Regions from separate parts of the Mus musculus genome. Here region 2 is linked to region 1. Evidence: chromatin loops called from intact Hi-C (ENCODE). Cell type or tissue: left cerebral cortex. All regions are shown on one strand. Each heading gives the region's core, and the rest is flanking DNA. Links, peaks and the distances in the headings are about the cores only. Region 1 overlaps Zfp697 (zinc finger protein 697). Region 2 holds the start of Zfp697 (zinc finger protein 697).

What was found. Hi-C counts contacts between places; a loop is a spot of excess contacts. Peaks named below come from ENCODE experiments on the same cell type or tissue, not always from the same donor. Only the 100,000 strongest peaks of a DNase experiment are listed, where the experiment ranks them.
Region 2: it touches region 1 in a loop (4-fold over the local background); 14 of 42 quality-filtered maps call a loop at or near these places.

The regions. Positions count from the first base shown.
Region 1 is chr3:98,429,935-98,435,312 of GRCm38, forward strand. It overlaps Zfp697 (zinc finger protein 697), which reads left to right. Exons shown (of 3, transcript NM_172863.4): 3 at 1-2,015. Among named protein-coding and RNA genes, the nearest start is that of Gm4450, 25 kb to the right of the region's middle. In left cerebral cortex, for the core only: no CTCF peak of the experiment used is centred there; no DNase peak of the experiment used is centred there.
Region 2 is chr3:98,379,281-98,384,658 of GRCm38, forward strand. Zfp697 (zinc finger protein 697) reads left to right here and starts at 3,201. Exons shown (of 3, transcript NM_172863.4): 1 at 3,201-3,298. Gm52610 (a long non-coding RNA gene) reads right to left here and starts at 1,214. Exons shown (of 3, transcript XR_003954528.1): 1 at 832-1,214; 2 at 1-525. In left cerebral cortex, for the core only: CTCF peaks have their summits at 2,545, 3,072 and 3,602; DNase peaks (open chromatin) are centred at 2,686, 3,198, 4,300 and 5,153; H3K4me3 peaks cover 2,658 bases; H3K27ac peaks cover 1,696 bases.

The DNA.
Region 1 (5,378 bases), core at 50-5,049:
AGCTCGGTTGCGAGGATGACTTACGTGCTCTGATTTATATCATAAAGCAAGAAGACTGAGCATTCTTACACTTGATGGAAAAATTAAAGCCTAGAAGGACCAAAGATGTCCTTATTGACAAAGCTGGCCTTTGTCACCTGATTCCAGTATTCTCACTGTCTTCTATTTCTAGTAGGGAGCTGGAGTCAAATAACTTGTATAGATTTTGGTTACCTACCCTTAAGTTCCCTCCCGTAGATTAGCCTTTAGAAGTCAGTGTGGTGGCCGGCAGTGAAGTTTTCTTCACTAACATTTATTACCCTAGATTATTCATGGGAATCTGGAACTGTTGGACACAGTTGAAAGTGTGGTGGGGAAACCATACAATTGTTTTTACAGTTTTAGCCAAGTTTCTGTGAATGCTAGAGATTTATACTTGATTATTTGTATTTTCATAATGAGCTTCTTTGGGGACTCTAAAGAAGCATTTTTGTTTTTTTTATTTTTTATTTTTTTATTTTTCATTCTAGGGACACTAAAAAAGAAATCTGGGGAACATCCGGGCTTTTGTATATTACCTGCTGATCTTGTACACTTAATCTGTTTACTGTTGTTCACAGATGAAAACAGATACGCTAGGGCTAGTTTTGAAAAACACTAATTCTCTTCAGTCTTCTTTAGTGAAGACTTACACTTGCAAAGTCTGTGCCGCCTATTCTGACTCATGCTGTCTAGGTGCCCAGTGTATGAGAGCCACTTAAAACAACGCAGCCAATTTGTAAGCAGTCTTCATTCTCCCTCTCTCCCTCCCCTCCCCCTCTCTGTTTTTCTCTCTCCAAGGATTCTTTCCATAGCCCTGGCTGTCCTGAAACTCATCCTGTAGAGCAGGCTGGCCTTGAACTCACAGAGCTCCACCTGCCCCTGCCTCTGATCCAGAGTGCTGGGGTTACAGGTGACCCCAACCATAACCAGTTCATTTTTTTCCTTTTTTTTTTTTGAAATGCACATCTACCTCTTCCCTGTTTTAAGTTCTCTCAAGAGTTTGCCAATGAAATGTAATCCAACTTTTGATTCTTCATATATATTTTTAACCACTTTATGGGCTTTTTGTTTTGCTTTGGCCCTTTGCTGCCATTATTACACACAGGAGAGCCATTATCAAATGTTTTACAGAACAGCAGCGTTAGAGAGTGGGTTTGGTGGGTTGTGGATAACCAAGATGGCGTGAAGTAATGGCAGTAGAAACCCATGGACTTCTCTTGTTCTTTCTATCGCTGTGGATAAGAGAATCAGCTACTGTGTTATTCCTTATCTGAGCCAAACCCCTTAGCAGAAGAAACTGTCCAGCCACACCGAGTGCTCGAATGGTGTATTTACAATGTGATTCTAGTCTCTTCTTCAGGGAACATGCCTGCATTACATGAAATTCCATGCGCCCAGCTGGTTATTTCTTGTCTTCCATCTTAGAAGAATTGTGTTTCTTCAGGATACTCTTGTACCTGTGGTTCATGCTTGAAATGTTAAAGATTCCTTAATCCAACTTATACCGGGTTGGAGGCACTTGTACTATTTATTTCCTGGGAAATTTTGGTCAAAAGCCAGCTTCTTTTGCTGTCTTTAATAAGAAAAACTTGAAGTTTAGGAGCTTAAAAGACTTAGCCTGAGGCAGAAGGAGGTGAGCACTTAATCCTTTGAGCCATGCGGTCTCTTTTACAGTCTAGAAACTGTACATATATGTGAAAAGGAAAAAAAACCCTATATATATATATTATATATAAAACAATGTTCATAGACAATCTGAACTATGTTTCTGATGTGTGCACACTTTCCATTTTAGTGCTATTTTACATCTGTTCGTTAAAGTATTAAGTAATTTAATGACCCCAAGAGTACCAGATTCTGTGAGTGTGGTTGTATACGTAAGAACTGCCCTGTTTGGAGGTTATTTTATTTAATGGTGGTTCCTTGGACAGCATCCTGGCATCCAGCAACCAATATGAGCTATTTGTCATTAAATCCCTACCAGTCTTTTATCATATCCTCCTTCTTTATTATGTGTCATACACTTGACTCTCTGTAAGTGAAATTTTACTGGAATGCAGTTTCACCTACACTGTCCACACAAACTGACTGCGGAGACGTTCATGCACAGTTGAATAATTGTGACAGAAATCACAAGGACCATAATCCTAAAATATTTCCTATCACACTTTTAAAAGTACAATCTAGAGGGGGTGCAGTTGGCATGGTACAAGAGGCTGCTAAGGGATGAATGCCAGTGTGAGACTAGCCTGGTCTAAGTAGTAAGACACTGATTCAAAACCACTGATTCGCTTAATCAGTATATGTATGTATGCACACATGTATGTCCTAGCTTAATTAGTACATGTATGTATGCACACATGTATGTCCTAGCTTAATCAGTATATGTATGTATGCACACATGTATGTCCTAGCTTAATCAGTACATGTATGTGTGCACACATGTATGTCCTAGCTTAATCAGTATATGTATGTATGCACACATGTATGTCCTAGCTTGCTTTCTGTGTTTGTGATAAACACCATGCCCAGGCCAAACACAACGTGGGGAGGAGAGGTTTAATCAGTATATGTATGTATGCACACATGTATGTCCTAGCTTAATCAGTACATGTATGTGTGCACACATGTATGTCCTAGCTTAATCAGTATATGTATGTATGCACACATGTATGTCCTAGCTTAATCAGTATATGTATGTATGCACACATGTATGTCCTAGCTTAATCAGTATATGTATGTATGCACACATGTATGTCCTAGCTTAATCAGTACATGTATGTATGCACACATGTATGTCCTAGCTTAATCAGTACATGTATGTATGCACACATGTATGTCCTAGCTTAATGTATGTCCTAGCTTAATCAGTACATGTATGTATGCACACATGTATGTCCTAGCTTAATCAGTACATGTTTGTATGCACACATGTATGTCCTAGCTCGCTTTCTGTGTTTGAGATAAACACCATGCCCAGGCCAAGCACAACGTGGGGAGGAGAGGTTTACATGACTTCCTTGCTTTAATCACAGCTCAGCATGAAAGGAAATCAGGGTAAAAACCTAGAGGTGGGAACTGAAGCAGAGGCTGGCCATGGAGCAATGTTGCTTACTGGCTTGCTCCCTGGGGCTTGCTCTGAGTGTCTTTATGACTCAGGACCACCTGCCCTAGGATGGTACCAACCATAGTGAGCTGGTCTCTGACCCATCAATCATTAATGAAAAAACTGCCTTATAGACTTGCCCACTGGCCAGTCTTTTACAGGCATTTTCTCAGAAGTTCCCTCTTCCCTGGTGACTCTACCTTGCGTCAAATAGAAACAAAACAAAACAAACAAACAAGCAAAAAACCAAAATACCTAACCAGCACAATTGATTTCTTGTCCTTGATACACAAATGCATTTAAAACATTTAAAACAGCATTTTTCTTTTTGTCTCCAAGAGTGTGTTAATGTCACAATATAAAACAGAATAATTTTAAAGACTTTAAGAAATTCAAACATTTTGAAAATGTCCAGCTCCTTAAAATCTCCAAAGCCACTCAACTATGGGCTTTTGAAACAACAATAACAACAACAAGAAGGTACACTCTTTTTCCAAGCTGGAAGGCCCAGGGCATGTTTTCAAGTAGGTCAAGGCAAACTCACAATCCACAAGCTCACTCAAGATGTGGTCTCCCTAGGGCTTAAGCTTATGCATACTTGCATCTCCTGCATTAGGACACTAGATAGATCCCAGATCAAAGACTGGTTCATAGTGGAGGTTTAAATAGTTTGCACATTCTTATTAGTGACTGCACAACATTGAGTCTAATGTGCCTTTGAACTACTGGCAATGTTTTCTCCTTCAGTGCTGGTCTCCATCAGTGTGGGAATGATGGTGGGTTTGAAGAAAGGTTCAAGAAAATATAGTTACTGAGAAGGGAAGAGTATAATACGCATAACAAAGTTTCTTGTGCCTTAGTTCACAATACTGTGTCTAAGTGGTGGCTGAGAACACCCAAGGGAACTCACCAGCTAGACTAAACTTTTGCTGAAAAGTCCTAGCTGCTGTGGTCCTAGCCACATAAAATCACCAACTCAGTTCCCAGGAAAGAGATCTTCAAGGCAGAAATGGAATTATGAGAATTTATCACCTTATCCTTTGACATTCACAGTCACCTTGTTCAGATAACCCAGAGGCTTTCCCTGCTCAGCAAGGCCATGGGAAGCCAAAGGGGAAACAGAGCTGCCTTTGTCACCAAGCCTGAGCCAGCATGGACCATTAACCAGAGCAGCTGCTGCTCCCCTTCAGAGGCACTGACTTCTACCTTCCCTCCCTCCTGCCTTCTCCCTCCCTCCTGCACCTCCCTTCTGCCTGTCCCCTCCCTCCTGCTTCCTCCCTTCCTCCTGCCTGTCCCCTCCCTCCTGCCTGTCCCCTCCCTCCTGCCCCCTCCCTCCTGCTTGTCCCCTCCCTCCCTCCTGCCAATCCCTCCTGACCCTGCCCCTCCCTCCTGCTCCTCCATTCCTCCTGTCCCCTCCCTCCCCCGCCCCTCCCTCTTACCCCCTTCCTCCCTCCTGCCCTCTCCCTTCTGTCCCCTCCCTCTCTCCTGGCCCCTCCTTCCCTCCTGTACTTCCCTCCTGCCCCCCTCCTTCCTATTGCCCCTCCCTTCCTCCTGCCCCTCCCTCCTGCATCCTCCCTCCCTCCCTCCTTTACAGGTAACTGTATGAGTACTTCTTCCCACTAGACCTCCAGTGCAGTCTCCTTACTCATATTCTCACAATGATGACTTCTTCAGATGCACTGAAATGTTGAAGTCACTTTTGTTGAAGTCATATTTTCCTTTGTCAACCAAAACTGTCTGTTTTCCTCTCCTTCCTTCATTTGCCTCTTCCAGTGGCTTTTTGTTCTATCTTATTGCCTCTGTCCATTTTCTAAAATTGTTTTCCTTCCTCCCCCACCTTACCCTGCTCCTTCCCTTCCCCTCTCTCCTTCACTCTCTCCTTCCCTCTTCTCCCTTCTCTTCCTTCTTGTATGCCATCTTTGTCAAGCATTGGTGTCATGCATATGATTTGGGGCACACACACACACACACACACACACACACACACACACACACGCACACACACACACCTTGCATGTATGCTGGCTTTACCCACAGCACAACCCTTGCAGAGAAGGAATAGAATAAAAGAATCAACACAGGCAATGTAATTAGATATGCACAAGACAGAGGGCAGTGAAAGGAGACCTTCTAGTAGGTGGGGGAAATGAGAGGATGGGCTGTTAGGCCAGCTGGAACCTTGTAAGAAGAATGGATACTGTGTCCACCTTGCCCAGTGTGTGTAGGAAGCTTCAAGTTTCAATGTATTGAT
Region 2 (5,378 bases), core at 181-5,180, 51 kb before region 1:
CTCCGGAAGTTGGAAGATGCCGTCTACCTTCAACATCTTTCCTGAAGTCAGAGAGAGCTTGTCCTCCAGCACCAGGGCAGCTTGAGCTCCTCCTTCCCCTCATTCATCATTGTCTTCTGGGGATGTGAAGGGCAGGGGAGGGAGCATGAGCGGGGAGAAAGGAATGCCGATTCTGTCTGGTCTCAGACTGTGCGTCTCAGTGGGAATGTGCACTTTGATCATCTCACGGTCAACATCACCAGTCAGGCTACGTTTCAGGAATTTGTTAGTTCAACAAGTATTTGTTGGATGCTAATCCCTCATCCTTTCTCTCTCCCTCTGGCTTTAGCATCTGCCTTTTTTTCCTAGCCCAAATCCCAACATCCCCAACGCATCTCGAAAGTCAAACAAAGAAAACTCCGTGAACCACACCTTTCCCATTGAGGTCACTGTCCTTCAGAGCCAAAGTCCACACCTTAACTGTGCCTCCCATTGCGTGTTTTCTTCTCATTCCTATTCCCAACCCTCAGAGCATTGGTTTTCCACCTGTGGTTCAAGTGACAAAAGGTTGAAAAGGACTAAGGACCGAAACTTCATGGATCAAATGATCCTTTCACAGGAGTCCCTTAAGGCCATTGGAAAGCACAGATATTTACATTACAGTTCATAACAGTAGCAAAATTACAGTTATGAAGTAGCAATGAAAATAATTAAGGTTGCAGGGTGGTCAACACAACATGAGGAACTGTATTGAAGCATCACAGCATCAGGAAGGTTGAGAACCACTGCCTTTGGAGGTTCAAAAGGGCTTATGGAAAGACCAGAAACTTCTGAGAACACAAATTCGCTTACAGTTTCTCACATCGATGGATGAGGATTCTATGTAGTGATGGTGTGAGCTACATCTTGTCAACTGGGATGCAGGTACTCGAGGATAACACACACCTTTAATGATTCAATGAATATCCTGTGGAAGACCTCAGAGATGCTTGTTAGTCTGGAAGCAAAGCTCTACTCTTATGGCTAGCATCTCTCCCTAGCACCTCAAACACACTGTCCACGTACAGAGGCCATTATAGGTTTCATAGGACTTTGTTACAACAATGAGGTCACTGTTGAAAGCTATAAAGACAAGAATATGTTTAAAAAAAAAAACCACCTTGCCAAAGTAATGAGCTAACTACATTGGAAACAAACAAACAAAAGGCAAAAGGGCAGGTTTGATATGGGGTGGAGGTAATGGGCTAAATTTCCATATCGTCAACAAAAGTAAGAAATGTAGAAAAAAAGTTGTGTTAGAGGAAGGAGAGAAAATAGCTTCATGGAGGCAGAGTAGACAATTTTGAGTGCCGCAGGCAGGCCCAGCGCCTTCTCACACTGAGCATGATGAGGCTATGTGATTTGACAAACATCCATGAGTTCCATCTAGGGGAAATGGGGAGCTTTTCACCTGAATGTTCCAAGGCTACAAACATGAAGCTAAAATACTTTGTGCAACTAATTCAGATGGATAGCCAACAGATCAACAAGGACGTCTGCGAAGTAAACAGTACTATCCACTTGCTCCTCATCAGTTCTGCACCTTGAATTAAACCAGCCATTTATCCCATGGCGAAAGGACTCTAGAAGAACGATGATAGCATTCTTAGATACTCTGTTCTTAAACACAGACTAAGGCCCTCTCTTAAAGGTCCCTACTTCTTCTGAGTTGAAATGGGAGTTGACAAATGGAAACTCAAATTGTGACTTTCTGATTGTGTATGCATGCAGGTATTACCTGTGGCCAGAGTCTTGCTAGATAACCCATATTAACTTTGAACTCCATACCCTCCTGCCCCAGCCTTCTGGGCGGTGTCACTACACGGGGCTATTGCCAGATTATTTTTCAAGTATTCTAGAAAATCTTAGGACCCATCCTTTCCTTGATTGACTTACTATACCCTTCCTGCCATCCTTTGGTAAAATGACTCAGCTCAGCTTTTAGTCATTTAGTTTTTGTGTGTTTGCTTTTTGCTTTCAAGACAAAATTTTCCTGTTTAGCCCTGGCTGTCCTAGACCTCCCTCTGCAGACCAGGCTGGCCTATAACTCACAGAGATCTATCTGCTTCTGCCTCCTGGGTGCTGGGATTAAAGGTGTGCTCCACCATCCGGCTTGTCATTTAGGCTCTCACATATGTAATTCATGAAGTTTATTTTTTATCTCTCAATTACTTCTCTTAAAAAGAAGCCTGGGCAGAGGCCAACAGTGGAGAAAAGGGATGTCACCAGGCCAGGATCTAGGAATGATCAGCTCTGCATGGTTTTTAGGGCAAAAGTGCTAAGATCTTTAAGGAGCCTGGATACCAGAAGAGCAGCCAAATGTTTTTCTTAAACAGGCCACAGCCAGAGTCCTGACTGCATAGAGTTGTGGTTCTCAACCTTCCTAATGCTGCGACCCTTCATGTTGTGGTGACTCCTAACCATTATTTTCATTGCTACTTTATAATTTTGTTACTGTTTATCAACTGTAATGTTGATAAATATCTGTGTTTTCTGATGGTCTTAGGCCACTTCTGCGAGAAGACCATTTGATCCACAAGGGGTCGTGACAGACAGGTTGAGAAACACTGAGCTAGAGAACCTGGGAGGTGAAAAAGTTGGTAGATGGACAGAGCACTGGCCACGCATGCAGGGGGCTTTAAGGTAGATTAGCGCACAACAGAAACAAAGCAAAACAACAAACTCGGGTTGGTATACACCTGAAGAGTAGGAAGAAGAATCGCGGTGAGTTGTCTAGGTGAGTCCCAGGCTAGGCTGAGTGTCAGAGTATGCTCGCCTCCCCCAGCCTCACCTTATGGAAGACCATCTATTAGAAGAAGAAGCGGGGGTGGGGTGGGGTGGGGTGGGGTGGGGGAAGCCGACGTAAAGAGAGCATATCACAAAGTTCACTTCTAAAGAAAAGGCCGCTCGCACTGCGCGCCCAGGGCAGCAAGCGTGTGAGGGCAGCATGCGTCTGCAGGATCGCGACTCTACCAAGCGGCGGCGGGTCGGCCATCGGCTCCGAGCTACTACAGCCCGACAGGGTCCTCTCCTCCAGTCCTGGGGTCTGAGTAGAGCCCCCGTTGTTGCTGCGGTGGCAGGAAGTCTCGGTGAACTACAAATCGAGGCATGCTGGGAACATTCCCTGCTCCTCCCAGGAAATGTCCTTTGTCCAGCCCCACAGGAAGCCCCAGCGAGGAGGTAGTGGGCAGCCAGCCCGAGTGCCAGCCCGCGGTTGCATAGCCTCAGCACCGGGCGCCAGGCTTGGGCAGTGCGCTCAGAGCTGCCCGGCGCATCACAGGTAGGAGCGCTGCTGCGGCTGGGCGCGCCGGCTTCGCGGATAGGGAGCTGGGAACCTGAGCTGATCATCTAGGGGCTGGGATGTGTGCTGTGGCTGAGCTGCCGCGCGAAGCTGTCCTTCGCACACTGGACTGTGGTCCGCCACCCCGTGGGCTCAGGAACCAAGGACAGAAGGGGACCCTTCGTGTCCTATAGCTGGGTTGAGCTCCCTTTGGTCTCTGTGGCGAGGGGAGGGGAGGAGGAGGCTGAGACTGCGCTGCCAGAGCAAGTCGGACCGTCCCACAGACCACCGAAGGGGGCATCAGAGACCCTGGGAGACCAAGCCCAGGGAGGAGCTTGCAAGACAAGCAGAAGGTGAAAGGCTTTGTGTGCATCGGTGCATCAGCTTAGATCGTGCTCCCTTTGCCTACTAAGTCAGTGCCCCCAGCCCCACTGTGAGGAAGGGGATGAAGGCGGGGACTTTGCGAAGGTCAGCAGGTTCATTTTGGCCCTTGTGAAACGTGTCTGTTACCTGCTCCTCCCATCTGTCTGACCGATTCGGATTGCCACCTGGGGGCTGCGATCGGACTGGGAGAAAGGTACAATGAGGACCTGCGAAAGGAAGGCTGAGCTAGCCAGCCGCGCGTGGCTCAGGAGGGGTCGTTGTCTGGTTTTGCTAGAATCCCCAACCACAAATATCCACGTTGGCTGATCATGGGCAGGTGGTGGACAGAGCTGGAGCCTGCGGCCAGAGAGCTTATTGAGGCTCAGGTGGCCTGGGGTGAGGCATATGTTAGCATGAGGGATGGTGAAGAGGAACAGTGAGACAGAGACCCTGGATGTACCTTACAGCCAGAGCACACAATAGCAGGTCTCTAGAACGGGACTTTAAGACTTCCTCTGGGACTTCCTCTGATTTAACCTTTATTTTCTTAACCACGCCCCCATCCCCCCCCCGCAGTGAATCAGCCACCCCCCACATGAGTATGAGGCATAATTTAATTTAGTGCTGTAATCCTGCCTGTTGAGTCAGGCTCCGTTGGCTGTCAGCATTCCCATATAGTGGGTCTCTTCCCAAGAGACCGTTGTGGTAAATGTGGCAATAGCTAGCGAGTTGGTGGTCTTTGTGAGCTGCTATGGACAAATGGGCAAGTTTAAACACAACCGGAGTGTGACTCCCATAAGGGAATTAATTCACCTGCCTCTGATGCCTTTCTGATCTTCTATGTGTATACAAGTGTGCATCCCTTCTCTTAAGGAAACATATGGTGATTACTTAATGTATAATGTACTTTAAAACCAAAGGAATTCCTCTTGAGTAGTAGGCGGATTATTTCAGGTGCACGGGGGGGAAAAGGATGCTTTGGACCCTGGATTAATGGCTTGTAGGGGGTGGAAGGCTTTTCACTGGCACTGTTAGATAAGACATGTGAACTAAGTTGGAATGAACTAACTGGAATTGTACAGGCAGCCAATGTTAGATAAAATGAAGAAAGAGTGTCTGCATCGGAAAAAGTTCCCGGTTGTACACACTGGCTGTGCTTGGAGGAGGTAGGATCTTTAGGGGAGAAATTGACAGTCCAAGAGACAATGACCTGAGATTGAACCAAGACCATACAGTGAAAGTCAAGCTGCCTTCCAGGTCACTCAGGAGAAAAAAAAAAAAACATGATGGCATTCAAAACCTACTGGAATTAAGGAGTGAGTGACAAGAAGTCAGAAAACTCAAAGGGCGCAGCTAAATTGAAGGGACCGGGTGACCTCACTGGAGGCTGTATGTCTGAGGCTGATAGATTTGCATAGCATTTCCCTCTCCTCCTGCCAAGAGCTCTTTGGATTTCTCCAGAATCTACTTACTCGACTGCCTAATTTTTAGTGTCCTGGGAAAGGAAGGAGAACTTGTGGAAGTTGGTTTCAAGGAGGACACAGTAAGACAAGCAAAGGGCTTGTCTGCTTCCCAAGGGACAGAAAGCCACAGCATCGTGCAGGAGTCCCGGTCGCAGCCCTGTGTGGGTGCCCCGAGTGCCATTTGAAACATTCTCTCTAAGCTACTGCTTTTCCTTTCTTCTCTACGTCTTGGTGGGTTTCTGGGTATACCACAT